Regions from separate parts of the Mus musculus genome. Here all the other regions are linked to region 2. Evidence: chromatin loops called from intact Hi-C (ENCODE). Cell type or tissue: gastrocnemius. All regions are shown on one strand. Each heading gives the region's core, and the rest is flanking DNA. Links, peaks and the distances in the headings are about the cores only.

The links. Peaks named below come from ENCODE experiments on the same cell type or tissue, not always from the same donor. Only the 100,000 strongest peaks of a DNase experiment are listed, where the experiment ranks them.
Region 1: it touches region 2 in a loop (4-fold over the local background); 26 of 42 quality-filtered maps call a loop at or near these places.
Region 3: it touches region 2 in a loop (2.4-fold over the local background); 9 of 42 quality-filtered maps call a loop at or near these places.

What each region holds. Positions count from the first base shown.
Region 1 is chr16:32,198,624-32,208,537 of GRCm38, forward strand. No RefSeq gene overlaps it. Among named protein-coding and RNA genes, the nearest start is that of Bex6, 24 kb to the left of the region's middle. In gastrocnemius, for the core only: CTCF peaks have their summits at 4,299 (motif pointing left) and 6,434 (motif pointing right); DNase peaks (open chromatin) are centred at 2,190 and 4,274; H3K4me3 peaks cover 1,420 bases; H3K27ac peaks cover 2,308 bases.
Region 2 is chr16:32,109,465-32,119,378 of GRCm38, forward strand. No RefSeq gene overlaps it. Among named protein-coding and RNA genes, the nearest start is that of Cep19, 15 kb to the left of the region's middle. In gastrocnemius, for the core only: CTCF peaks have their summits at 1,693 (motif pointing right) and 6,015 (motif pointing right); DNase peaks (open chromatin) are centred at 4,647 and 6,020; H3K4me3 peaks cover 1,172 bases; H3K27ac peaks cover 2,398 bases.
Region 3 is chr16:32,455,494-32,465,407 of GRCm38, forward strand. Pcyt1a (phosphate cytidylyltransferase 1, choline, alpha isoform) reads left to right here. Exons shown (of 9, transcript NM_009981.4): 4 at 6,508-6,624; 5 at 7,538-7,689. Among named protein-coding and RNA genes, the nearest start is that of Slc51a, 27 kb to the right of the region's middle. In gastrocnemius, for the core only: CTCF peaks have their summits at 2,732 (motif pointing left), 4,446 (motif pointing left) and 5,233 (motif pointing left); a DNase peak (open chromatin) is centred at 2,705; H3K4me3 peaks cover 488 bases; H3K27ac peaks cover 2,146 bases.

The DNA.
Region 1 (9,914 bases), core at 659-8,658, 89 kb after region 2:
TCTTTACACTCAATTTTTTAAATATTGATGTTCATGGCCATACTGCGGCTGAACGTCATTGTTCAGAGCCAGATAGGCCCAATGAGATGGTTAAATGGAAAAATGTCCTTGATAATAAATGGTATGGCCCGGATCCTATTTTGATAAGATCCAGGGGAGCTATCTGTGTTTTCCCACAGAATGAAGACAACCCATTTTGGTTACCAGAAAGACTCACCCGAAAAATCCAGACTGACCAAGGGAATACTAATGTCCCTCGTCTTGGTGATGTCCAGGGCGTCAATAATAAAGAGAGAGCAGCGTTGGGGGATAATGTCGACATTTCCACTCCCAATGACGGTGATGTATAATGCTCAAGTATTCTCCTGCTTTTTTACCACTAACTGGGAACTGGGTTTAGCCTTAATTCAGACAGCCTTGGCTCTGTCTGGACAGGTCCAGACGACTGACACCATTAACACTTTGTCAGCCTCAGTGACTACAGTCATAGATAAACAGGCCTCAGCTAATGTCAAGATACAGGGAGGTCTCATGCTGGTTAATCAACTCATAGATCTTGTCCAGATACAACTAGATGTATTATGACAAATAACTCAGCAGGGATGTGAACAAAAGTTTCCGGGATTGTGTGTTATTTCCATTCAGTATGTTAAATTTACTAGGGCAGCTAAATTGTCAAAAGGTCTTTTTCAGTATATGTTACAGAATTGGATGGCTGAATTTGAACAGATCCTTCGGGAATTGAGACTTCAGGTCAACTCCACGCGCTTGGACCTGTCCCTGACCAAAGGATTACCCAATTGGATCTCCTCAGCATTTTCTTTCTTTAAAAAATGGGTGGGATTAATATTATTTGGAGATACACTTTGCTGTGGATTAGTGTTGCTTCTTTGATTGGTCTGTAAGCTTAAGGCCCAAACTAGGAGAGACAAGGTGGTTATTGCCCAGGCGCTTGCAGGACTAGAACATGGAGCTTCCCCTGATATATCTATGCTTAGGCAATAGGTCGCTGGCCACTCAGCTCTTATATCCCACGAGGCTAGTCTCATTGCACGGGATAGAGTGAGTGTGCTTCAGCAGCCCGAGAGAGTTGCAAGGCTAAGCACTGCAATGGAAAGGCTCTGCGGCATATATGAGCCTATTCTAGGGAGACATGTCATCTTTCATGAAGGTTCAGTGTCCTAGTTCCCTTCCCCCAGGCAAAACGACACGGGAACAGGTCAGGGTTGCTCTGGGTAAAAGCCTGTAAGCCTAAGAGCTAATCCTGTACATGGCTCCTTTACCTACACACTGGGGATTTGACCTCTATCTCCACTCTCATTAATATGGGTGGCCTATTTGCTCTTATTAAAAGGATAGGGGGAGATGTTGGGAGCCGCGCCCACATTCGCCGTTACAAGATGGCGCTGACAGCTGTGTTCTAAGTGGTAAACAAATAATCTGCGCATGTGCCAAGGGTATCTTATGACTACTTGTGCTCTGCCTTCCCCGTGACGTCAACTCGGCCGATGGGCTGCAGCCAATCAGGGAGTGACACGTCCGAGGCGAAGGAGAATGCTCCTTAAGAGGGACGGGGTTTCGTTTTCTCTCTCTCTTGCTTCTTGCTCTCTTGCTTCCTGCACCCTGGCTCCTGAAGATGTAAGAATAAAGCTTTGCCGCAGAAGATTCTGGTCTGTGGTGTTCTTCCTGGCCGGTCGTGAGAACGCGTCTAATAACAAGGGCCCTCAGATCTTTGTTCTCATTTCCTTCCTGCACAGCCCCCCTTCCTGACTCCCCTTCCGGTTTGTAAGTTTCGGAGAAACTCTTGCTTTCAAGGGGCTTCCTCAGGGGGTGAACTAGAAACAGGAGACTCCAGAGCTGTCCCACGGGACCACTGCAGGCAGACTACAGGGTAACACAAGGCCAAATGATCTTCAGGGGGAGCGGCAAAATCCCATCTCTGGAAATGTCAACTGCACCGAGGAGAAGGATCGTCCGGAGTGCACTGGAGCAAGGAGGAGGGTTTCACGACCCCTAAAGCCCTTTGTAACCCCAGATGCCATCCCCCAGATGAAAACAGTGAAGCCAGAGGTGGTGAGGAAATGGAGATGCCAAAAGAGAGGCAGATGGGGAGGGGGGTCCCCGCAGAGTTCTCTTCTGCTTTCCGGTTTCCCTGGAGGGCTGGCTCTAGCTTCTCTGCCTGCCTCTGTCAATTTCCATCAGTGTCCGATTTCACTTGATAAGGAAGCAGAGGGAGGGGGAGGGGGCCTCACCAGGCTCTGCAGGGAACAGTAATGGCCCTGAAGCAGAAACAGGTGCTCCCTTCCTCGATGTCAACGCTTCCGGCCCCATCCCGGGCCATACAATAACAGCGGGGAAATTAAATTTAACAGGAGAGAAAACACAAGCCTAATTAAAGCAAGGGTTGTTTTGAACTCTGCAAATATACCGTGTAAAGCGGACAAAGAACCCCGGCCAGCCTATTTCCGAGTTCCAGAGAAGAAAGAACAATACAGTCAGGTCAACAAGCCGGGGGCCCTAGGGCCCCGTTGTCCTGGACAGGATATAAAGATGAATAGCTTCTTTTCTTACCCTCAAAATACTCCCAGGCTCCAACTGCACCAGAAAGCTAAACAACAAATGATAAGGAAATGTGCACTATAAAACATGCTTCGATCTGCGTTACCAGAAGACGATATGGAATCTCCCTGGAAATTGCAAGTAAACAGACTATATCCCAGATCCGTCGCATTCTCCCAGGGTGGTTCAGAGGCAGCTTTACAGAGCCCTACAGAAACGGTCTAAAACCTGTGTCCCTCGTCCCTCTTTGGTTCAGTCTAGAGCCAGTTTTAAAAGTAGGTCTCCCTCCCTCTCTCCTCCCTGAGGCGTATTCTCTCTGTGTAGCCCTGGCTGTCCTGGAATTCATTCTGTAGACCAGGCTGGCCTAGAACTCAGAAATCTGCCTGCCTCTACCTCCAGTGTGCTGGAAATAGGGACGTGTACCACAACAGCCTAGCTAGAAATGGTTACACATGAAACCATCTTCCATTAGCGCCTTAGTCTAGTACCTCAGTCATGTGAGGGGTTGGGACTGTGTTGTTACAATTCATTCACAGACCAGAGGCTGAGGTTCAGAAAGGGCCAGTGACTTCCCTGAAATCCAGCAGGTAAAATCATGCAAGAGACTGGTGACTTAGGCACTCTCTTGAGAGATCGTATTCTCCACAAAGCCTCTGCTGTGACATTGGTGTGGAAAGGTTATTTAGGGTGCTGTGCCTGTAGGTTTTGGTGAAAAAAACCAGAAGGTCCTAGAATCACATTTTCCGGGGATCTTTGCAGAATTCTTCATTACCTCTGTTTTGATACCCAACTACGCATGTCCTGTTCCCAGGCAACTTCCCTGTGGCATCCATGTGTGTACAATGCTACATGCCTGACTGCAGGTAGAGTCCTTGCCCTCCTACCCTGTCAACCAAAGATCCAGCAAGTGAATGAGAAGCATGGAGACATGAGAAACAGAAGCCCTTGCCTTCCAGGTGGTTGGAGGTAAATATGATGGATCTAGGTGAAACGTGCTCGTTCATGCTGTGTCTCTAAGTTCCATGGAGACTGGATGGTAATTATATGGATGGATTGATCCATAACCCTGACAGTCAGGGAAAAATGGAGAAAATATCAAAAGTGAATGATGTCAACTTGATAATGCAGAATTCACCCGGGGAAACACACATGACTTTGGGGGATGATCTTGATTGCCTTAGTGGAAATGGGAAGTTCTGCCCACTGCGGGCAGCATCATTCCCCAGGCAGGAGAAAGCGAGCTGATCACCAGCATGTGCACATTCCTTGTCTCTACGACAGTGGATGAATGTGACCACTGCCCTCAAGCTCACGAGGTTTTGAAATCCCTGCTGTGACCCCTTCTCTCTTAGGTTGCTTTTGCCAGGTCATCTTTATAGCAAGAGGAAAAGAAACTATCACAGAAGGGAAGAGGGGCAGCAAGAGAGAAGCTAGAACTTTCTTGGCCGAAAATTATAATGAATTAGGTAAAAACCAAAGAATAAAAAGCCAGGTCCTCAAAGGCATTGAGCCAATCCTCCTCCTTCAGAAGACTTCCTTGCGTTTGGCAGAAGACCTATGGACGGAACTCACCACAGGGTGTGGGTTAGACTGGGAAGTGGAACTGAGGAACTAGTTAGCTTTTGTCACTTCACGGGGTTTCCTCCTGCAAGCTCCTCCCTGCGGATTACCCCTGGCACCCCAACCTACCCCATCCTCAAATGTGTTGCTGCTGCCCCCTGCTGGATGAACCCTGTCAGACCCCCCACACACACACACACAACCCCTACTGGAAGGCCGCCATTTTCCACATGCAGGCAGGAGCTGTAGGAGGCAGGCAGGCAGTAAAATAGTATTTAAACATAGCCAGAGACCAAAATAAATCCGTTCTGGAAAAGGTCTGAAACCTCTGGCTAGTAATCAATATACAAGCTTGTGAAAGAGGGAGAGCAAGAGCGAATGGGGGCAGAAAGCCACCTGGAGGGGGAGGCATGAAGGCCTCAACTGTCTGCCTTGTGCCCTGGATCCATCTGAAGTAAACTCCCCTCCCCAAAGACAGTGTTATACGCTCAGGGAGGTTTGCAAAGACTACATGGCTAAGAGAACACCTTTCAAGCTCTTCAGTGGCCCTTTCTTCCCTCTTATTCCAGAGATCCAGACTTAGCCATTACCTTCCATGTTAGCCTTGCTTCACATGCCTCCCCATCTCCCAGCCGTTGTTCCCGTTCAACTGACCTTTTCACAGTGCCCACGTTCTCCCTCCTCGCCCCACTGTCACTCTAGCATCTATGTTCTCTCCTACTCACACCCCAACACTTAACAATCTATTAATAGCATCTCTGTGTGTGTGTGTATATGTGCATATAGAGATGAAACAAAACTGAACAAAAATGAAATAACAGAAATGTATATAGAGAGATGGATAGATATAGATATATATAGAGAGAAGGTTTCTCTGTGTAGCTCTGGTTGTCTTGAAATTTACTCTTAGACTGGCCTCAGACTCACAGAGATCCACCTGCCTCTGCCTCCAGAGAGCTGGGATTAACAGGTGTGCACCACTGTGCCTGGCCAGAAGAGATAAATTACTTAAACCAATAATTTCTTCATTGTATTTTGTATCTTTTGAATTTTGAACTATGTAACCATAACTCATATTCAAAAAATAAAATCATTTTTTGTTTAGTTTTTTTTTAAAAGATAGGGTCTCATATAGCCTAGGCTGGCCTCAGATTTGATATGCAGGCAAGAATAACTATCCTTGAACTCCTGATCATCCTGCCTCCACTCACAAGTTCTGGGATTAGAGGTATCCATCACCAAGACCAAGGCAGTTCGGGGAGCAAGCCCAAGGCTTCCTGCACAGGCAATCACCTTTTCACCAACTGAGGCATGCCTCCAGCCCTTATTGGTTTGCTTTTAATCAGAAGTAGATGAGAAATCTTGGAAACATAACATATATAGTAATTTAAAATAATCAGTGGACAGAATAAACTCTGCTTTAAACATGAACTGTGAACTAGAACATGGTAAAGGAGCCGAGTATGGTATCACATGCCTTTAACCCTAGCACTCAACAAACAGGTGGGCAGAGCTCTGAAAGTTCAAGGCCAGCCTGATCTACATCTACATGAGGAGTTTCAGGATAGACAGGGCTACAGAGAAAGATCTTTTCTCAAAACAAACAAACAAACAAAAATACAAATTAAATAGCTGTACACTCCAAAAGGACCCTATTACCCTACAATATATAATCACAGCTCAATGCCAGAAAGACAAGCCACCCACTTTAATAGCAGGAATGATTTTAAACAGACTTATTTTATTTGGTTTTTTTGAGACAGGGTTTCTCTATATAGTCCTGGCTGACCTGGAACTCACTCTATGTAGACCAGGCTGGCCTCGAACTCACAGAAGATCCACCTGCCTCTGCCTCCCTAGTGCTGGGATTAAAGGTATTCGATACAAAACAGGCATTTTAAATATACTCTAAAGCATTACAAAATCCATATTCAGTGTCACTTGTAAAGATGCCTAGAATTATAAAGAGAGAAGAGGATGGGAAGAAGAGAGATGGGAGGGAGAGGAATAGGTAAGGATACAGAAAGATGGACACCCTCCTGCTCCAATGGAGGGATGGGCCTGCTGTGGAAAACGCTATTCTCATAGACTTATTGTGTAGCCTACTAATGCTCCTCCTAAATAACTCTACTCAAAAATTTTAAAACATTTAACTATAGTTATGCAAAGCTGTATATAACTTCGTAGCAGTACTGTTGATAATATCAAAATTTGTAACCAGGGGGCTGAAAAGATGGCTGAGAATGGAATCTGGGCACCACAGACTGGATCTGGCTCGGGGCTGGGAGGAAGAGGGACTCTGGTTAGTCCTGCAGGGGGAGTTCTTGGCTTGGCTTGGCTTGGTGGCTGGGAGTGCAGAGAGGCCTTCTACTGGAGTTTAAATAGCAGCTCTGAAGGCAAAGGGCATCTCTGTGGCTCCCTATGGCAGATCTCGATGAAAAGAGGCAGTCCATGGTTTTAAGGCATTTATTGTCATGGCAGAAAGTGTATGTGTAAAACTGTACCCCACTTTTCAGGGTGGGCCTGAGGTTAAATACCTTTTGCAGGGAGGAGTATCTGGGGAGGCAAGCTTATTGGCTAAGCTCTCCAGGCCTTTAGGAACTTCATTAAAATGGAAATCTGTTTTGAGACTATGTGACGACAGATCATGTCCTCTGCATGTGAGGGGCTTGGGGCGTTGTTCTTAACGCGACTGATGGCCACAAATCTATGGGGGTATTCCAAAAAAAAAAAAAAAAAAAAAAAAAAACCATAAATTTTTGTAAGGCAGTGGTGGAGCACACCTTTAATTCCAGCACTTGGGAGGCAGATTTCTGAGTTTGAGGCCAGCTTGGTCTATGCAGTGAATTCCTGGACAACCATGGCTACTCTGAGAGACCCTGTCTCCAAAAAATAAGTAAATAAATCTTATTCCCAATTTAAAAACCGACAGTAATCAACTCAGATGCCATAAAGAAAGCAACTTTGGGGCTGGAGAGGTAGCTCAGTGGTTAAGAGCACTGGCTGCTCTTCCAGAGGTCCTGAGTTCAATTCCCAGCAACCATATGGTGGCTCACAACCATCTGTAATTGGATCTGATGCCCTTTTCTGGTGTGTCTGAAGGCAGCTACAGTCTACTCATATAAATAAAAATAAATAAATCTTTAAAAAAAAAAAAAGAAAGCAACTTTGCATTACTTACATGGAACTCCACTAGGCTGGTAATTCATCTCTTGTTCTCTGGAGGACAGAGTGACTCAAAGCTATACATTTGTGAAGACTGATCTGGGCACACTGGTCTCACATTGGCTTTCCTCTGGGGTTTAAAACTGTTCCTCGTGCCCTATCTGGAGATGTGATGTTCCTTCTGACCTGCTTGTGTAACGTATGTGGCTTAATCTGCTAGGCTCTTGCTGACCAGTAAACTTACATCCTGCTCTCTGTCCACACTGAAGGCAGTATTTTGCCACACCAGATACTGCTCCCTTATTTCTCAGTGTGTTCTACACTTAAATGGGAAGCTCTGTGCTACCTGGACCCTCGGACAGTATTACAGATACAAATAACAGCAATGACGAGGGATGAGAAGACATTTGTCATAAAGACATCAGAACTTCCCAGATCTATTCCTTTAACGTGTGCATTGATCTGCAGTTTATCTTTTTAATTTTCAGTAAGCTTGACAAGCTAAGTTTAAAATCTGTATGGAGGGAGGACTGTGACATGACTTTAATCTCAGTATTCAGGTGGCAGAGGCAGGTGGACCTCCCAAGACTATAGAGAGAGATGCTGTCTCCATCAATCAATCAATCAATCAATCAAATCTATATGCTGGAGCAAAAGGTTAAGAATAACCAGAGGAAGCTGGGCGTGGTAGCGCACACCTTTAATCCCAGCACTCGGGAGTCAGAGGCAGGCGGATTTCTGAGTTCGAGGCCAGCCTGGTCTACAAAGTGAGTTCCAGGATAGCCAGGGCTACACAAAGAAACCCTGTCTCGGGGAAAAAAAAAAAAAAAAGGAAAAGCAAGCAAGCAAGCTGAGCAAGCCAGGGGAAGCAAGCTGGTAAGTAACATCCTTCCATGGCTTCTGCATCAGCTCCTGCTTCCTGACCTGCTTGAGTTCCAGTCCTGACTTCCTTTGGTGATGAACAGCAGTATGGAAGTGTAAGCTGAATAAACCCTTTCCTCCCCAACTTGCTTCTTGGTCATGATGTTTGTATAGGAGTAGAAACCCTGGCTAAGACAGACATATATGAAAGTAACATCTTTTTTTTTTTTAAGTATCACAATGTTTATTGATAGATACAAGTATATAAAATCAGGGCATGAGGGGCTGGTGAGATGGCTCAGTGGGTAAGAGCACCCGACTGCTCTTCCGAAGGTCCAGAGTTCAAATCCCAGCAACCACATGGTGGCTCACAACCATCCGTAATGAGATCTGACTCCCTCTTCTGGAGTGTCTGAAGACAGCTACAGTGTACTTACATATAATAAATAAATCTTTAAAAAAAAAAAAAAAAAAAAAAAAAAAAAAAAAAAAAATCAGGGCATGAACATGACTTGATAAATTAAGTAGATTTAATTTCAATACTATAATAAGAGGGACCAATTCAAATTCTCACCATTTGTTTCACACCCACAAAAACCACTTCAAGGGCATTGAAAGTAACATCTTGATATACAGAAAGTAAAATAAATGAAATATTTTTTTAGAAAAATTGATTAACTTGCTTTTTCCAAAATCTGGACTGAGTCAGACACGAGGCGAATGCATCTGGAATCCCAACACTCAGGAAGCTGAAGCAGGAAAGTCCAGAATTCCAGGCCAGCAAGACTTTGGCCCAAACCTGGCAAGTGTGAAGGAGGGATTGCCCCTTGATAGAGGAAGCAGGAACTACTCTAACAACCAGGCTGGGCTACTGTGGTAACTTGAAGGAGACTATTTCCCCCAACATCACCACCAGGCTCATGGACTTGGGTGCCCGTTGGTGATGCTGTGTGGGAGGTTATGGAACGTTCAGGGCTCCGAGCCTGGCTGGAGGCAATGTGTCCCTAGCCATGGCTTTGAGAGTTTATCACTGTGGTTTACCTGAGAACCCCACCTCCACCCCAGTGGTCTTTGAGGTTTCAAAGCCTCACGCCATTCCCAAAGCTCCGATTCTGCTTGGTGTTTGTGGTTCCACTCCAGTTTCTGCTGCCACGGATTTTATATGTTCCTGCCGCCGGTGCCTTATAGCCTAGTTCCTTGGACTTACGGTCTGTTCCTGGAGATGGTGTCTGTGTAAGACTGGAGAGTCTTAGCTTACTGGGGACTCCCTAAGTGAACGACGCAGAGCCAGGAATCAATGCAAAAAAGCAAGAGGAATTTATTATCCCAACTCGTTGGGGTCGCCCAGCACATGGAGAGAGAGAATACACGCAGCCCATCCCGCGAGCCTTTATACAGTTCTCCAGGCAGCAGCCATTAGGCACAATGTGATTGGCAGAACAGTGTGACTTTTAAACTGATTGATCTATAGAGAATGAGGTAGGTGGTAGAATGTGTCTATCCCTATCCGCAGGTGGCCAGTCCCTTCTCCCTGTGGTCTGAGGGATGTAATTAGTCCCTCCCTTCCAGAGGAGAGGGGTGCCTAGGTTCTTTATGACCTTTTGCTTCCAGGAGGGGAGGGGTCCGGTGAAATTTTCTGAAGTTCCTGAGCTGAGCTCTTCATCTTATGGCCTTCTTTTCAAAATCAGGCCTGGTCCTTAAATGGAGACAAATGTGTGTTATATTGTCCTTTCCATGCCTGCTGCCTGCTGCCATGTGTTCCTGCTATG
Region 2 (9,914 bases), core at 1,104-9,103:
GACCTTGTTAATTGCAGCCAAATATAACTTGGTTATATGCCTATTGGCTTAGAAGGAAATTTCAACCAAAGCCAAGAATTCTATGGTTGCTACTATTAAATATTACTTTTTTTTTAAAGGTTTATTTCATGTATGTGGGTACACTGTTGCTATCTTCAGACACACCAGAAGAGGGCATCAGATCCCATGGTTGTGAGCCACCATGAGGTTGCTGGGAATTGAGCTCAGGACCTCTGAAAGAGCAGGCAGTGCTCTTAACTACTGAGCCATCTCTCTAGCCCCCTATTAAATATTACTTAATTACATTGTCCTCTTCCCAATTATATGCTAGGTGCTAGAGAGTTTTTATAGTTTGATCAGTCCAACATTAGCTTTAGTATGGTGGCACATGCCTGAAACCAAGGTGCTCTGCACTAAGGCAGGAGAATCGGAGTTCAAGACTAGCTTACCCTACACACTGAAATCCTGTCTTCAACAAGACAAAGGTATCTTTTGTTTCTGATAATGAAGTACAGAAATAGAGGAGATAAAATTTCTAAAATGATACCACACTGATGGGAAGATTTGTGTGTGTTTACATATCAGTTTTTAAAAATGAAATTGATAATTTTTTGATAGACATGGTAATGCCTGTAATCCTAGTGCCTGGGAGGCAAAGGCAGGCCAGCTTCAGCTCGAGCAATAGTATAAATGAGACTGAGTAAGGGAAGAAAATAAATCTTACTACAATCCTCAAGGTTCCTTGTATCCAATCCCTCTAATCTCCTCCCTTTCCTCTTCTCCCGTTCTCTCCACCACATACCTAAGGTGGGACTGGCAGCTCGTAAGGAAAGATCCCATTACAGATGGTTGTGAGCCACCGAGTGGTTGCTGAGAATTGAACTCAGGACCTCTAGAAGAGCAGTCAGTGCTCTTAAGCGCTGAGCCATCTCTCCAGCCCTTTAACTACTTTTTTTTTAAATGTAGTTATCTCTTTATTTAATGTGCATGAATGCATAAGTAGCTGCATATATTCATGTGAACCACATATGTGCCTTGTGCCCTTGGAGAGCTAAAGAGAGCCTTGGATCCTCTGGGACTGGAGTTCCAGACAGTTGTGAGCCATCATGTGTATGCTAGGAATTGAACCCAGGTCCTCTATTAACCACTCTTAACCACTGGGCCATCTCTCCAGCCTCCTTTTTTGAAACAGCATCTCACTGAACCTCAGGCTGTCCTCAGTAGGCCTCATGTCTCAGCTTCTCAGCTGCTGGAAGCTGGGAACCACAATACCCACTATATTTTTACCTAAGAAAAGTAGGAATGTAGTCCTGGAGAGATGGCTCAGTGGTTAAAAGCACTGGCTGCTCTTCCAGAGGTCCTGAGTTCAATTCCAAGCACCCACATGGTGGCTCACAGCCATCTGTAATGGGATCCGATGCCCTCTTCTGGCCTGCAGGCACACATGCAGGCAGAATGCTGTATACAAAACAAAGAAAAGCAGAATGCAGGCCAAGCGGTGGCACTCACCTTTAATACCAGGCAGAGGCAGGTGGATCCCAGAGTTCGAGGCCAGCCTGGTCTACAGAGCTAGTTCCAGGACATCCAAGGCTACATAGAAACCCTGTCTCAAAAACCCAAAAACAAACAAACACACACCAACCAGAAGCAGAATGTTTATTGCTGCTAAAACAGAATGTGAAAGAAACAAACCTACCATCAGAGGGCAGTATTTGTTTTTTAACCTATCAAAGCGAGCCTTTCATCCTGTAGCACAAGGCTGTCATCTGTTTGATGACATAATCAGTGTGCCTCGGTTGACATCCATGGGGAGCCTCGCTCAGCCTCTAGATGCCTTTTCAGAATCTGAGTTAGAGTCGTTTTTTTATTCGTCTAAATCATTTCAAGCACTGACAGGATGCCAAGCGCTTATCCCCGTTAACGGGAACACAGAGGATGAGAAAGCTCACATTTCAGTAGGAAGGCCTGCCCATAAAAATACCATTCGTTGTTTGTCAGTGCAGCAGACAAAGCGGGTGAGGCGAGGTCAGTCTTCGATGATGTCACCACTGACGTCATCACCTACCACAGATCCTGAAAGACTGAGGAGGAGAAGGTGCAAGCCCAAAGGAGCCCCTGTATGCAAATCAGTTTCATAGAATTAAGACACTGTATGACCAAGTCACATTTTATAGAAAATTATGCTTGGGCTGGTAAGATGGCTCAGCAGTTAAGAGTGCCAACTGTTCTTCCAGAGGTCATGAGTTCAAATCCCAGACAACCACATACATAGTGGCTCACAACCACCTATAATGAAAAACAAATTAAAAATCTTTGGGCTGGAGGGAGCTGGAGCCGGAGCAAGAGGAAAAGAGAAAGGAAGAAAATTATGTTCAAACCAAGCTTGGAGGTGCATGCTTGTAATCCCAGCACTCAGGAGGCAGAGGCAAGTGGATCTCTGAGTTCAAAGACAACCAGGACTACACAGAGAAACCTGTCTCAAAAAAAAAAACCAGAAAAACAAACAAACAAACAGCAACAACAAAACCCCCCAAAATGTATGCTCAATAGCTTCCCAACTTTTTATCCTTGGAGTTCTTTCCCTCCTCTGACTTCATTTTATTCTCAAGGCTGAAAATCTGTCATCCCATAGGGAAGGGCCCAACAGTTCTTCTTTCCCATCTTACAAATCCTAGGCCTTTGCCTGTCTGCTGCCAAGCCTGGCACCTTCTCCTGTAACACTACAGGCTCTGGCCTCAGCATCACATCCACATCTGTATGATTGGTCATCCCTGAGGAAAAACCAACCAACCAAACAAACAAACAAAAAAACCTCCTGAATTAATAGAATACTCATCAGCTCTTGCACGGGTAACAGCTTTATTTTTTATTTATTTATTTATTTATTTATTTTTCAAGATAGGGTTTCTCTGTATAGCCCTGGCTGTCCTGGAGCTCACTTTGTAGACCAGGCTGGCCTCAAACTCAGAAATCTGCCTGCCTCTGCCTCCCGAGTGCTGGGATTAAAGGCGTGTGCCACCACACCCGGCTCAGTTGTATTTTTAATAAAGATAAAATTAATTAATTTAATTAAATTAATTTAATTAAATATTTAATTAAAAGTGGGGATGGAGAAGAACATCAGAAGACCACTCTCAGGTCTCTCCTCCCTCCAGGCAGATTCATGAATCATACTGGAATCAGCTTGGCAGTTGGTCCCCTGTCCACCAAGTCATCTCTCTGGGGCTTGCCCAGTGCAGAGAGTGGGAGAGGCATTATCAACCCGTCTCACACCTTCTCAGACTTCTGAGTACAAAACAGACTGCTTTCTCAAGACAAGACCTTCAAGCCTCTAACTCAAGCTAGTGGATTGCAATCTTGAGGATGGTCAGACTCGTCATCACAGCACAGATAGATCCCTGTCTCAGGGATTCGGATTCATGAGCCAAGGGGTAGGACTGAGACTCTGCTAACAGTCCTTCCCCCCTCCCCCCGCACCACACCCTCTGCCCCCCACCACCACACACACACACACACACACACACACACACACACCCCAACCACTGTGCTAGGCTTTTGTTCTTCAGTTTTGGAAACCCACAATCCATCATTCTGTTAACTCCACCACAATCCCACTGTGGCTCTCTGAAACACTCATAATAACGTAATTCTATCAGATCCAACCTTCCATTCAAACCGTCCCACAGTCACAACCCTTGGACATCGTGGCTCCCAGGTTCACCTTTATGCAGGCACTAAGCATGTAGAAGGCATTGTCACTAGAGATTCCACAGAAGGAAGGACTGATGTAGGCTAAAGCAACCGAGACACTTTAAGATGGAGACCGGGTTGAGCCAGGAGGTGGTGGTGCACGCCTTTAATTCTAGCTCTTGGGAGGCAGTGCCGTCTACAGAATGAATTCTAGGACAGCCAGGGCTGCACAGAGAAACCCTGACTAGGTTCCGGTTTATTCTCAAAGGTAAATTTATCTATTTAGAATGCAGAGGAATGAGCAGTGTTGATACCAAGAATCATGTAACCCCAGAAAACTGGAGGATACACTGGGCCAGTAATGCAGTGGTAAATGATTCCATGGGAGGGGCCTGTCTGCTGCCAGAAGCATTAGTACAACCAAGCAGCACTTAGGCCTGAGTACTACTGGGTGAGGCAGAGTGCGGCCATCCGGGAAATGGGTGTGTTTACTTAGGACTGGGGCAGATTAATCTACTTCTTCTTTCTGTGGAAAAAATTGCTCTCTCCTGCAAGGCGCGGCAAGAACTGAAACCAGGAGGAAGCTTTGCTCAATAGGAAGTGAGCTCCAATTCTAAAATGGGGAAGCACTGCGTTCCTCCAGCGAGACGATCCTGAGCTGAAAAGGAGTGAGAAGCGGACTCGGACGGCTGGGGGCCCCTGGAAACAACCCACGTGGCCGCCAGGAAGACATCGCGAAATCAATGGTGGAGCATCTGCGCTGTGGCATACTGGATTAGATTCCTCTCTATTCCTTCCATGAGGTGTCCTTACAAAAACAACTAAGGGGTTCGTTTATTCTAGCTCACAACCTCAGACTACACTACAGTCCCTGGAGGTTCCGGTGGCAGAGGCTTCCAAGAGCTGGTCACATGACAACCAGAACAAGTGTACCCACGTACGCGTCTCAGCCCAGTCTTTACTGTCTGGCGCCCAGCCCAGGAAACTGTGCCGCCCACATTGGAAGGGAGTCTTTCCACCTCTATTGAGATTTCTGAGTTCGAGGCCAGCCTGATCTACAAAGTGAGTTCCAGGACAGCCAGGGCTACACAGAGAAACCCTGTCTCGAAAAAAAAAAAACAAAAACAAAACAAAAAAAAAAAAAAAGAAAGAAAGAAAGAATGAAAAAAGAAAAGAAAATTCCTCAGACATGCTTGAGGGCCAACTTAATGTAGGCAGCTCCGCCTTCAGACTCCCTTCCTAGGCGATTCTAGATTGGGTCAAATTGACGAATAAAACTAACCATCATACATAGCGGTGGTGGCACACGCCTTTAATCCCAGCACTCGGAAAGATGAGGCAGGCAGGTCTCAATGAGTTCGAGGTCAGCCTAGTGTACAGAGTGAATCCCAGGGCAGCCAGGGATACACAGAGAAACCCTGTCTTGAAAACAAAGACTAACCATCACATACGACCTGGATACCCTAGCAAAAAAAGGGGGGGGGGGGAGCCAGAACCTTCGGGATGGGATCCAGGGCTAACTGCGAAAGCAACTTGCAGACTGACAGCAGATTCTAAACCCTTCCCATCACCTACCATACACGCAAGTCCCAGGACTGCAGCCAGCTGCAGAGGGACTGTGCTAGAGTAGGGCTTCACCATTTAAATGCGAAGACTTGGCTCCCGCTCTTTCGGTTTACCTAAATCCCATCTCCAGACTCTTTGTGTTACTTCTGTCCCTCCCTCATTTACCTCCCTCTCCCATTCCCATATACAAGTCCAATACTGGGCTTTTAAAAGAAGAGAAATGCCCTGCCAACGGGGTTGGAGTTGTAATGCCCTTCCCCTGAGCCTAATTCTTCAAGCTCCTTTCCACCTAACATGGTTGGAGGAACTTCCAAAACCCAACTGCTTTTCCCCTTAATTAAACCCAAATAATCAATTTACAGCTTTGTTCAATCTTGAATTCTTTTCCTGTCCCTTCACTTGCCCATGCCCCCGTAGGCCCGCTCATATAAATTGCTGTTGGCTGGATTCCGTACCTCTCCCAAGGCTTGGACTTTGATCATATCCCCTAATGACAGGAAGACATGGATATGTTCCACATTTCAAGTTCACTAAAGCATCAAAAATAAAAAATAAAACAGAGGAACTGCAATTCCTGTGAGTAGGTGGACGGCTTCTGACACTTCCTCCTGGGTGTAGTGGACACTGATGGACAGGAAGCACCGGGGAAGAAAGAAAATTAACCATTTATTTCGTGGTTTTCTTTTCAAGGTTTCCACATATTATCTCCCCCCAACCCCCTAGCGCGAGCACCTCCCGCCTTGTCCATGCAGTTCTGAGCATTGCCACCAGGGGGCAGGAGTGTTCCGGTGACTCTATGTCTTAACTGGCCAGGTTTGGGCTTTAAAATACAGAAGGAGATTTAGCATTTGGTGAACGTCGGACGCGGGGCTAATCCGTGAAGAGTCTTTAGAGATCACTGGAATTTATAACTTATTTCTCCAGTTTCTTCAAACCCCTCTTATTAAAAGCAAGAGTGCATTAAGAAAACATCAGATGTTCCTGCAACTCTCTTTCCTGTTTTATTTCATTTACTTTTTATTTATGTGTGTGTGTGTGTGTGTGTGTGTGTGTGTGTGTGAGGTACTTCCAGAGGACATAAAATCACCTGGAACTGGAGTTACAGGTAGTTGTGAACTGACAGATATGGGCACTGGGAACTCAACCCAGTCCTCTGTAATAGCAACAAGTGCTCTTACCCATTGAGCCATCTCTCTAGCTCTCCACTGTACTCTCCACTTTTAGAGAGTCCTGTGTACCCCGAGCTGCCCTCAACCTCACTTTGTAGCTAAAAATAACCTTCACCTTCTGATCTTCCCGTCGCCCTCTTTCCTGCAGGGATTGCAAGCGTGCAACACCTGTAAGAATAGTTTTATTTGGTGCTGGGATGGAGCCCAGGGCTTCAGGAACGCTAGGCAAGTACCCTACCGAGGGAGCCACATCCCAGCCAAGGTTTTATCATTTCCAGTACTACCTGCCTGTAGTGATTATCAAAGAGGAAGGCTTAGCCATGTCTACTATCCTTGCCATTATGTCTCCCATTGAGTAATCATTTTCATGGTGGTGTTTGTGTTGTTACAACTTTCTTCTAAAACACCACGAGAATCCACCGGCTGTAGGTGGGTGTGGTGCATTCCTTAGATTAGATCTCGACACTGAGCTAGCAAGATGCCCTAAACCAGTCAGTGTGCTCGCTCTAGGAGTGGTTAGCCAGGCAGGTCACCACATGCTTCAGAGAGCTCTGGGACCAGCAAGGTGGATGTGAGAGATTTTTCACTGGGGAAGGTGGTAGTGTCTAAGATGTGTGCCTTCTCTGGAAATACTGAAGACCATGCCCTGCCAAGCAGGGTCACAATCCCGTTACCCACAGGCTGTAGACTGAATAGCATTCAAGCCTGTTCTAAATGGTCCTGCAATTCACTGCTGGCTCAGAAAGACTTTTGTCTTGGCCTTAATTAGGACTTGATAGAATGACAACCTCCTCCTCATGGAAGAATGGGGGTGGGGAGGGACGACAAGGGAGGCAGTGCCTGGAAGGACAGATGCCTGAGGCTTCATAAGTCCACAAAACATATCTTATGGTAATTTTGTTATGTAGCTGATAGCAAACATTTTACACATGTGACCAAATTTGGGACGTTCTCTTTTCTTGCAGCATCAGGGTGTTGGGTCAGTAGACCCTAACATAAGCAGTCAATTTACCATAAGCTGTTTCACATACACTTTGTTCACACAAAACTCTTCCTAATAAATTTATCTTCCAGGAGAGAGGTGTCTTCATGTTTTAGTAAGAGAACTTACTTCTAGCTGGGCGGTGGTGTCGCACGCCTTTAATCCCAGCTCTTGGGAGGCAGAGGCAGGCTGATTTCTGAGTTTGAGGCCAGCCTGGTCTACAGAGTGAGTTCCAGGACAGCCAGGACTATACAGAGAAACCCTGTCTCGGCCCCCCTCCCTGGAGAGAGAGAGAGAGAGAGAGAGAGAGAGAGAGAGAGAGAGAGAGAGAGAATTTCCTACAGCATGCTTTATAAACAAGGTGTGTTCAATATTGAATAGCCCTTTGGCAAAGTTTCCCTAAGCTAGATCGGAACGCTTAGGTAATTATTTTTTTTTTCTTCTTCTTCCTTTCAATTTTTTGTTTTTTGTTGTTTCATTTTTGACATAGGGTACATAACGTGTCACTATATAGCCCTGGCTGGCTTAAAATTGCTACATAGAACAGGCTGTCCCAGCCGGGCATGGTGGCTGCTGGCTTTAATCCCAGCACTTGGGAGGCAGAGGCAGGTGGATTTCTGAGTTCGAGGCCAGCCTGGTCTACAGAGTGAGTTCCAGGACAGCCAGGGCTACACAGAGAAACCCTGTCTCTCAAAAAAATAAAAATCAAAACCAAAACAAAGCAAAATAAAAAAGAATCAATGTCTCTTAAATATAAGATAAAACTGCTAAGGAAGTAAATTTGCATGTTCATCGAAGGAAGGCTGGGTTTAGCCCTTTCTTTTTCTCTAGGGTGATGTTCTTACAGCTTCCTCCAAGTCCCCAAGCATCAGCCTCATGAACTGAGACTCCTTCCTTCACCATGTCCACATTTGCTTTCTAGTGTGTTGTCTACTTTCCAGTTCTCCACCGGTGCTATCCCAGAGTCCTTTTTATTTTATGGAAGTACATGAAGGTACACCTGCTTTAAATGTCCAGTCTGATAAATGTACACCTGTGCAGTCACCTCACACCTGCACCTGAGCACCTGCACCTCACAGACAGGTGTCCTGCACCTGTACCTGACAGGTGCCTTGCTTCCTTCCAGTCAAAGTCTAGTGCCCCACAGGCAGCAGCCACTCCAAATCTGCCCACATTGCTCCCATCTTAAATACCATTGGCTCTTGCAGTGCACTCTCTGCGGCTGATGTCTTTGCTCAACACAGGATGAGACTCAGATACCAGCATGCACTGACGTTTTACTATTTTGCCGTGTAACATCCCGTTGACAACTGTGCCACAATTTAGTCATCTTTTCATCTGGGTCTGTCATGTGAGGGAGGTCAGGTACCCTTGGAGGCCAGAAGAGGGTGCAGGGTACCTTGGAGCTGGGAGTTACAGGTGGCTGTGAGCTTTCCATGTGGTTGCTGGGTGTCAAATCTGGGTCCTCTGGAAGAGCAGCCAAGTGCACTTCAATGCTGAGCATCTCTCCAGCTCCAGTGTCCAACTGACAGTGGTGAACAGAATTTTATACTGTTGCCAGTTTAGCGTTATTGTGAAAAATGTCAAAAGTTCATAGAAATGTCTGTCAAGCTTTTTCCCCCCTTGTATATACAATAGAATTGCTGGACTATAGGGTATATACATACGTACATGCATATTGGCTGTGATGGTTTATATATGCTCTGCCCAGGGAGTGGCCCTATTAGAAGATGTGGCCCTGTTGGAATGGGTGTGGCCTTGTTGGAGTAGGTGTGTCACTGTGGGTGTGGGCTTTAAGACCCTCATCCTAGCTGCCTGGAAGCCAGTATTCTGCTAGCAGCTGTCAGATGAAGACGTAGAACTCTCAACTCCACCTGCACCATGCCTGCTTGGACACTGCCATGCTCCGCTCCTGCCTTGATGATAATGGACTGAATCTCTGAACCTGTAAGCCAGCCCCAATGAAATGTTGTTCTTGTAAGAGTTGCCTTGGTCATGGTGTCTGTTCACAGCAGTAAAACCCTAACTAAGACATTTGCTTTAGTAGATATCACAGATAACCACCAACCAAAGAGTACGCATGGTGGGACTCATGGCTCTAGCTGCATATGTAGCAGAGGATGGCCTAGTTAGACATCAATGGGAGAAGGGCATCTTTTCCTGATTCTGACCATCCTGTGTGTTTTTTGGTCAGTTTGATATCCTGTTTTTGAGATACAGCCCTGGCTGACCTCAGACCTGCATCGATCTTCCTGCATCCGTCTGCCTCCTGAGTGCTGGGGTTATAGCCGTGAGCCACCACACTCTGTTGAACACTGGAGTTGGAGAAATGTTCCACATTTAAATGAACTTGGCTGCTCTCCCTAAGGACCCAGATTAGACACCTAGCACCCACATGGGAAGCTCACAGCCACCTTCAACTCCAGCTTCCAGGGACCCCCCGCACCCTCTTCTGGCCGCCAAGGGTACCTGACCTCACATGGCAGACACTCACAGATTAATAAGTA
Region 3 (9,914 bases), core at 562-8,561, 350 kb after region 2:
CAACTATTAGCCTGATGGCTGAGAATGTCGCTCATTGGTAGGTTGCCTGCCTAGTGTGTTCAAGGACCTGGGTTTGATCCCCGGGGTGGCAGAAAAGACAAGACAAGAATCTTGCTAGCTCTAGCTGAATTATGACTTGTTTGCTTATTTGGTTTTTTGTGAGGCAGAGAAATCAAACCTAGAGCCTGTATTTCTTGCCCTGTGATTATGTCTGTTTTTACAAATATCCAAATAATTAATATACTGTCATATACTTTTCCTAGCCTCAGCATTTTTTCCACAATTCTTTCTCATGGTGTCAGTCAACTACAATTACACCTGTAATCTCAGCTTGGAAGTAGAGGCAGGAGGATCATTTCAAATCATCTTTGGCTATCACAAAGCAAATTTGAGGCCAGACTGAAGTTGAGACACTGTCTCAAAAAGCCACCCAACCTCACAGAAAAAAATAACTTATCCATTGTCTTAATTAGGGTTTTACTGCTGTGAACAGACACCATGACCAAGACAAGTCTTATAAAGGACAACATTTAAGTGGGGCTGGCTTACAGGTTCAGAGGTTCAGTCTATCATCAAGGTAGGAGCAGGGCAGCATCTAGGCAGGCATGGTGCAGGCAGAGCTGAGAGTTCTACATCTTCATCTGAAGGCTGGCTTCCAGGCAGCCTAGGACAAAGGGTATTAAAGCCCACACCCACAGTGACACACCTACTCCAAAATGCCACACCTCCTAATAGTGCTACTCCCTGGCCCAAGCATATACAAACATCACACCCATTGACTCCAGTTTCAGGGACTTGACACCCTTTTTGGCCTCTGTGGGCAGTGCATGCACAAGATATACAGACACAGCTGGGTGTGGTGGTGCACATTTTAAATTCCAGCACTCAGGAGGTAGAGGCAAACATATCTCTAAAATCAAGTACAGCCTGGTCTACAAGAGTGAGTTCCAGGAAAGCCAGGGCTAAATAGTGAGACCCTGTCTTGAAAAAAAACTAAAACCAACCAATCAACCAACCAACCAACCAAACAAACAAACAAAAAACCGGAAAGACATATATGCAGGTAAAACACAAAAAACAAACAAATAAAAGGAACAAAATAGACTACCTACCCACACAAATGAAACATCTCATAAGCATTTGTGGTAAATGCTAAGTCATATAAGCAGTCAGGCAGCTATTCCTTCTTTTTTATAAATCTCCCATTCTTTCTTTACTTTTTTCTAATCTTTTTCCTGTTCTGATTACCATGATAAGTATGCTATCTATTCTACCAATATAGGGCTGAACTTAACTCCAGGCAAGCACAAAGAGTAAGAGGTCATTACAACCACAATACAGTCTCGCACATATGCAATGAGTTTATGAATTTTACCTCTCATCCTTGTTCCTGGTTGGCCTGGAACTCTGTAGACCTGACCAGGCTGACCTGGAACTCAAAGAGCCACCTGCCTCTGTTCCTTGACCCCTGTGCCAGCCTTGGGATTAAAGGTGATTGTAGTTTGGTTTGGTTTGTTTTTGACAGTGTCTCTCTGTGTTGCCTTGTAACCCACAGAGATCTGCCTCCCAAGTACTGGGATTAAAAGTTGTGCACTGTGATTACTTCTTAATTGTGTTTATGGTTTTTTTTCTAAGTAATGAATAGTAAAGTGTGACTGGAAATGGTGCTAGACAATGTCATTCTGGCTAGGGGATCCCAGGACCCATTGGCTGTATTTATTATTATAATACCTAGAGTCCTAAAACAACAACAAATACTAGCCCCTGAGATTATTCTTTTTATGCAAAAAGTATTTAGCCGGGCGTGGTGGCTCACGCCTTTAATCCCAGCACTCGGGAGGCGGAGGCAGGCGGATTTCTGAGTTCGAGGCCAGCCTGGTCTAAAAAGTGAGTTCCAGGACAGCCAGGACTGTACAGAGAAACCCTGTCTCGAAAACCCAAAAAAAAAAAAAAAAAAAAAAAAAGTATCTAGATATGACTCATCTTATACTACCTTTCTAATTCATGAAGCGAATTTAATTAATTTGTTATTTAATGGGACAGGTTTTCACTATGTAGCCTCTTAAATTTTTAAAAAATTACATTTCTCTACTTATTTTGTGTGTATGTCTATGTGTGCATGTTGAGATGAGGGACAACTTTCAGAAGTTGGTTCTCTCCTTCTACCGTATGTCTTGGGAACTGAACTCAAGTTGGTAGGCTTGGTGGCAAGTACCTTTATCCACCGAGTCATTTCACTGGCCTGGAGGTCAAATTTCAAAATGCCAACGGACAGTTCATGTTTCACATTCAACCATGGGATAAAATCTGATGAGTCAGGAACTTTTTATGTATAGCATAACGACACACGTTCAGAATACCTTACTCAGATCTCTGCACAGTTACCCAGAGTGTTGTTAGATTATCCACATATCATCTTGGTAATTTCAAAAACTGAAAATATGTGTGGTGGTAGGCTGAGGGTGTGACGCTGAGGAAGAGCACAGGCTTAGCTCTCCTCAGACTGTGGGTTCAGTGTGTAGTGACTGATTGACAGAATATCTCAGTAGACAGTGAATTGAAACTGGGTTTTGCCTGGCTGGGGAAGGCATCTGCTTGCTTAGCAAGAGTAATGCAGCCACCTTATTTATAACCAGAGAGTGACTGGCAGTTGCTCTCAACAAGATGAGACAGTTGCCAATCAGGGTGTGGCTTATTGGTGCTTGCTTCTCCGGAGACTTTTGCAACAGTGACCCCTTCTGACCATTTGGCTAAAATGGTCATGCGTATTGCTCCCCTCAGAGCCTGGAGGTGAGGCCTTCCTCAGGATACTGCTGCGGTGGAGCACTTGGAAGGGGCACTGCAGAAGTGTAGGTGCGTGTTGCTTGGGAAAGGTCAGCTGTGTTTTATTGTGCTGGCAAATAGTCTTCCTGAGTAACATTCCGCTTTTCCCTCCCTAGACAGTGATTACTCGGCCAGACCACCCCTTGCTTTGCTGTGGCTATTCTACAATATGTTCGTAGCTTTTACCGTCTAGTCTGCCTTTTAGGATCAAGTAAAAGGGTGTCATAGCCCCTCAAGCCTTGCTTCAGAAAACCCAGTGTTAGTTTCTTCATGAATTCTTGGATTAAAAGTAGATAAAAAAAACAACTCATGGTTTTTGTTGTTGTTGTTTTGTTTTCGAGACACGGTTTCCTCTGTGTAACCTGGGCTGTCCTGGAACTTACTCTATAAACCCAGGCTAACCTTAAACTCAAGAGATCCTCCTGCCTTTGCAGGAGTACTGGGATTAAAGCCATGAGCTACCACTGCTCAGCTGATTCTCAACTCACGTTTTATTTTATTTTGTCCTGTAGGTAAATAAACCAAGTTTAAAAAGGAAGGAAGCTGGTTGACAACTTGAGCTAACCTTTACGTTATAGGACAATAGTAAATAAACATCAATAGGACAATGCCATAGCTCCATGGTAAAGCAGGTGCAGGGATCCCTGGGTTTTTAATTCTTAGTATCAAAAGAAAACCACAGCAGGTGGCAGCAGCACAAACCTTTAATCTCAGCACTCCGGAGGCAGAGGCTTGGAGGATCTCGCTGAGTTCGAGGCCAGCCTGATCTACAGAGTAAGTTCCAGGCCAGCCTGATCTACAGAGTAAGTTCCAGGACAGCCAGAGCTACACAGAGAAACCCTATCTCAAAGGAAGGAAGAAACACACTTATTATTTTCTATTATATTGTCCTGTTTTACTTAATTCTAATGTTTGGGCCAGCAAGATTGATTCATAGGTAAAGGAGCTTGCCGCCAAGCCCATCAGCCTGAGTTCAGTCCCCAGACCCCACACAGTGGCTCCCACAAGTGTCCTCTGTTCTCTATGTGTCTCCATGGTGTGCTTGCATATGCTTGCTCTCTGTCTCTTTCTTTTATACCCATACACACATACTAGATAAAAGCAAAAATTTCAGTAAGAATGTATTTCCTGTATTATAACCTGATGTGGCACCCACAGCACTGAAAGAACGCAGATTGAGAAGTCTTCCTCTCAGCCTGTCTCCCCGCCATCACGTCTCTCTTAACAGCAACCAGGACGATCAGCTTCTTGTGTCTGTCCAAGTACCTAGCTTATGGCTCCTGCACCATGTCATGGGCTCAGTTTTCCAGTAAAGTGTTGTCTCCACACCTTTGCTATTGCAAACAACGCCACAGTGAGAGTATGTCTGAAAGACCGTGTCCTGGAGTGACAGTGGCTGGCTCGAAGGAGCCAAGCATTTGCCATTTGTCTTTGATAAAGGTTGCTGAATTATGTTCCTATCAGCAATGTATGATTTCTCAGTTTAAATATTACATGTTTATGGATAGAGCTATTTTAAAAATCTAAACCTCTGGGCTGGCGAGATGGCTCAGCAGGTAAGAGCACTGACTGCTCTTCAATAATGAGATCTGATGCCCTCTTCTGGTGTATTTCAAGCCAGCTACAGTGTACCTGTACTATACATAGTATAATAATAAATAAATCTTTGGGCCTGAGCGAGCGGGCCGACTGGAGTGAGCAGGGTTGACTGGAGCAAGCAGAGGTCCTAAAAATTCAATTCCCAAGAACCACATGAAGGCTGACAACCATCTGTACAGCTACAGTGTACTCGCATACATTAAATAAATAAATCTTTAAAAAATTCCAAACCTCTTTTTAAAAAAAAGATTTATTTATTTTTATTTATTTGAGTACACTATAGCTGTCTTCAGACACACACCAGAAGAATGTATCAGATCCCATTACAGAGGGTTGTGAGCCACCATGTGGTTGTTGGGAATTGAACACAGGACCTCTGGAAGAGAAGTCAGTGCTCTTAACCACTGAGCCATCTCTCCAGCCCAAATCCAAACCTCTTGACAACCATTTTCCTTTTCCCTGATCCACAGCCCTTAAGAGGCTTTTTTGATTTGTTTTGTTTTAGTGCTGTGTTTTTGAGACAGATTTTCTCTTTGTAGCCTTTGCTGTCTTCAAACTCAAAGAAATCTGCCTGCCTCTGCCTTCTTAGTGTAGGATTAAAGGCATGCGCAACCACCACCAGGCAAGAGGTTTTATTTGGCAGTAATCATGCCCTGGATAAACCTCACTGGCTGAGATACTGCTGTGCAAAGCTTACAGCCCCCGGGACAAGGGGAGAAGTATGTCTCCAGGCTTCAGTTCTGTCAATCAGACGGGACTCTGGTCCTTCTTTCCTTAAGAGGTGGCCATGTTCCTACTGCTGCCCTCTGCTGCCACCGTGAAATAAGTTCCTCTTTTAGTGTCCTTAGGCTCCTGGACTTGCTCATTTGAAACACAATGAGCAATATGTTTATTTGACCCTGGAATTGGTCTCATGCACTTGCAGATGATTTCCTGGCTTTTCTTTTCATAGGCCACTACAGTTATTACAAATAACTCAACAGACAGTTCTTTTTTATCCTAATTAATGGGAAAAGGAAAAGATCTGCTTGTCTCGGCCTTCCAAGCACTGGTATTAAATACATGCTTTACCATGCCTAGCTAGGATTTATTTTCAAAGCAAAGTGTTACTTATTAGTAATCAAGGCAAACTGAAAATGAGAATGTTAGCAGTCAGAGCGGAGTTTTACATTCTGTTTAAACAAACCTGAAATGTCGTAAATTACAGGGAGAGGGTTAGGGAGCTGAAGAGATGGTGTAGTGGTTAAAAGACCCCAGTTCAGGTCCCAGCACCTATGGTGGGCAGTTCCCAGTCGCCTAGGAGTCTGGCTCCAGGCAGTTGGATGCCTCTGGGATAGGTACTTGCATTTACATGCACACACCTCCTCCATACATATATTAAAAGTTCATCTTTTCTTAAGGCAAGGATTTTGAAGTTCAGGATATGTATTCATTGACTAAATATTTAATATATCTTAGGTGGCATTAAAGAAAAACTACTCAGTCCATATAAAAACATGGACCGCAATCTAAATTCTAGATATCAGAGATAGAAGTCGCCACCTTTACTAAGGGAATAATACCTTAGTCTTTGGGCCTTCTTGTGTTTGGTTCAGGCAATCCTCTGTACAGTTGGACTATAAAACAATTAGTAAAATGGCTCATGTTTATGTTTTATATTTAATAGAAGTAGGCACTGAACTTAGGGCCTTATTCAAAGCCTCTACACTATATATACATATGAGATGTATATTGAAATATATATATGTATATATACACATGTACATATGCATATGTGTATTTATATCTCAGTAGGGTTATATACCAGACTCTTTTTACTTTTATTTTGAGACAGGCTCTTATTACGTTGTCCAGACTGGCTTTGACTTGATCTGTAGTTCAAGCTGGCCTTGAATTTGGTAATCTTACTGCCTCTGCTTCCAAACTGGCTGAGGTTACATGGCTGTGTCACCATGCCTGGTCCTAGAGAACATCTAACAAGAGAGGCTCTGTTAGAATGAAAGTCACACAGTGCTATTTGAGTTTGTCAGGTGTGAGGCACTGAGTAAATATGTTTTTGTAATGAGTTTTTTTGTTTGGATTTAGGTGAGCGGCCTGTGAGAGTTTATGCGGATGGAATATTTGACTTGTTTCACTCTGGTCATGCCCGGGCTCTGATGCAAGCAAAGAACCTTTTCCCTAATACGTATCTAATTGTGGGAGGTAAGAAACCTAATACGTATCTAATTGTGGGAGGTAAGAAACCATCCATCGGCTTTAAGGGTCGTCCAGAAAAAGAGTAATTTCCCTCCTGTTTGTGTGTTTGGCCCGGGTCTCCTTTACTAAAGGAATGAAGTTTCTGTCTTAGATTCAGTCTGTGTAGGACAGGCTCACTGAAGTCCTAGATGATCTCGCTGTTCGCAGCTGAGGGTCTACAGTTGTATACCGTAGCTGCATTCATCCAGTTGTCTACTTAAAAACACTGCGTCTGGACTTTGCTGCATCAATTTTGAATCAACAAAAGAAAATTCTGTCAAGCAAATGCTATATGGTCAATTCCAATCTTATAAAATGAAAATAGGAAAGAAAACATTAAAATTTTTATTTTATGTATATGGGTGGGTTTTTGTTTGTTGGTTGGTCTTCATGTGTGTTTCTGTACCACATGTGCCTGGTGCCCAAGGAAACTAGAGAAGGTATCAGATCCCATGGGACTGGAGTTACAGACAGTCGGGAGCCACCATGTCGGTGCTGGGAATCAAGCTCAGGTAGTTTATAAGAGCAGCCAGCTCTTAGCTGCGGAGAGATCTCTCCAGCTCCAATACAGTTTTAAAACCCTCACTGGTGTAGAAATACAGAGCGGGCTCATTTCAAAGTCAAGATCTGAGTTCCATATTTTACCCTTTTCAAAAGTGTGAGCCTTACTATAGCAAGTGTTAATCCTGAAGGTTAGTCTTAGATTAGGAAGGACATTGTCACCCAGGCTGAGGTACATACAGAAGATCCTTCTCCATATTGGTTGAAGATGGGGTAGGCATTGTCACAGACCTAGAAAGTAGGAGACGATGGGAAGGGTTGTTGACGAGGAGGGTTAGACAGGGACCTTGACTTACAACTGTGTGATGCTGTGATGCAGTCTGCAGTGATGAGCTAACGCACAACTTCAAGGGCTTCACTGTGATGAACGAGAATGAGCGCTATGACGCCGTGCAGCACTGCCGCTACGTGGACGAGGTGGTGCGGAACGCCCCCTGGACTCTGACGCCTGAGTTCCTGGCAGAGCACCGGGTAAGACTGGCCGCAAGTAATCATTCCTAGTTCCAACACCCCCTCACTGTTTGGGGGAGAAGGCTGGTTTTCCATTTGTTATACTTCATTTATGCCTTCTATGTAAGTTTCACATAGAGATGACGACTGTGTTATTACTATAATAGTGGCCACTGCTGACATTTATGTGAGATCTGATGGTTTACAAGCACTTTATTGTCACTGTGTTCTAGTTGCTTCCCACAGCTGCCCTGTGGGGATAGTTAGTATCTCCATTTACACATGGAGAACAAGGTGCAGAGAGACTGAACAATGAGCTCCAGGTTACTGTTACAGGACTTAAATGAGCCGTCTAACTACAAGACGCTTTCCCCACTCAATAGGTGTGTCCTCCTTTTATGGTGTGGCAATCTCTGGTCTATTCATAGTTCTAGGCTTACACATGAAGCTTATCTCTCTGGGTTAGTAAGGTGGCTCAGCAGGGAGAGGCAGTTAGTTGGTGCCTGGCTTGATGACCTAAAGTTGAACCCTGGACCCACATGCTGGGTCCAGATGAGATCTTAACTCCTGCAAGTTGTCCCCTGGCCTACATACACAAATGTATGAACAAATGAACACATACAAAATAAATGTAAAAAAATATGTTTATATTCTAAAGCCAAGGGACTGAAGCAGGAAAGTTTGAGGCCAGCTTGAGCTACATAACAAAGACCTTGTCTCAAGGAGGCCAAGAGATGGAGAGATGCTCAACAGTTAGGAGTGCTTTCATCCTTTCAAAGGCCAGAATGTTCCCCGCACCCACACGGGGTGGCTTTCAGAGGCTTGTAATTCCAGCTTCAGGGCTTCCAATGTCTTCCAGGCTCCATAGGCACTGGTACATACATGTACGTGTACACACACACACATGTACATGCACATACAAATAATAACTCTGTGATTAAGAGCACTTTCTATTCTTGCACAGGACCTGGGGTTGGTTTCCAACACCCACATGGTAGTTCACAAGAGTGTAACTCCAGTCCCAGAGGATCCAGCACCTCCTGGCCTCCATGGATTCCAGGGACACAGACATACATGTGTTGCATAAACACAAACCAGGCAACACACTCATGCATATACAAAATATAAAAACAAAACCTTTTTTGGTTTTTTTGAGACAGGGTTTCTCTGTAAAGCCCTGGCTGTCCTGGAACTCACTTTGTAGACCAGGCTGGCCTAGAACTCAGAAATCCGCCTGCCTCTGCCTCCTGAGTGCTGAGATTAAAGGCGTGTGCCACCACGCCCGGCTAAAACAAAACCTTTTAAAAAACAAAAAATAAATTAAAAAGAGGAAAGCTTCACATTTTAAGAAATAGTGCATTTTCTAAAAGATTTGTTTATTTATTTATTTTATGTATGTAAGTACACTGTAGCTGTACAGGTGGTTGTGAGCCTTCATGTGGTTGTTGGGAATTGAATTTTTAGGACCTCTGCCCACTTGGTCAGCCCCGCTCGCTCCGGTCAACTCCACTTGCTCAGTCCCTGCTCCCTGCGGCCCAGAGATTTATTTATTATTATAAATAAGCACACTATAGCTGTCTCTAGACACACCAGAAGAGAGTGTCAGATCTCATTACAGCTGGTTGTGAGCCACCATGTGATTGCTGGGATTTGAACTCAGGACCTTGAGAAGAGCAATCAGTGCTCTTACCCCCTGAGCCATCTCACCAGCCTGCATGTTTTCTTATGTTAATTTTACTTTCAGCTTTGATTTGGGGCTAGGAATTGTGTGCAATCAGAAACCAAGGGTGTTTTTACTCTTATTTAAGAAGTAAATAATTATTTTAAAACTCCCAGGGGCCTTTGAGTTCTCCCACATAAAGCATGCCTTCTACAAGGGTGGGCTTTAAAGAAATGGATTTAGGGCTAGAGAGATGACTCAGAGGTTGAGAGCACTGATTGCTCTTCCAGAGACCCTGAGCAACCACATGGTAGCTCACAACCATCTGTAATGAGATCTGGTGCCCTCTTCTGACATGCAGATATATGTGCAGAACACTGTATATAATAAATAAATAGATCTTTTAAAAAGAGAGAGAGAGATGGATTTATTTTTTTGGGTTTTTTTTTTTTTTTTTTTTTTTTTTTCCGGTTTTTTGGTTTTTTTGGTTTTCGAGACAGGGTTTCTCTGTGTAGCCCTGGCTGTCTTGGAACTCACTTTGTAGACCAGGCTGGCCTTGAACTCAGAAATCTGCCTGCCTCTGCCT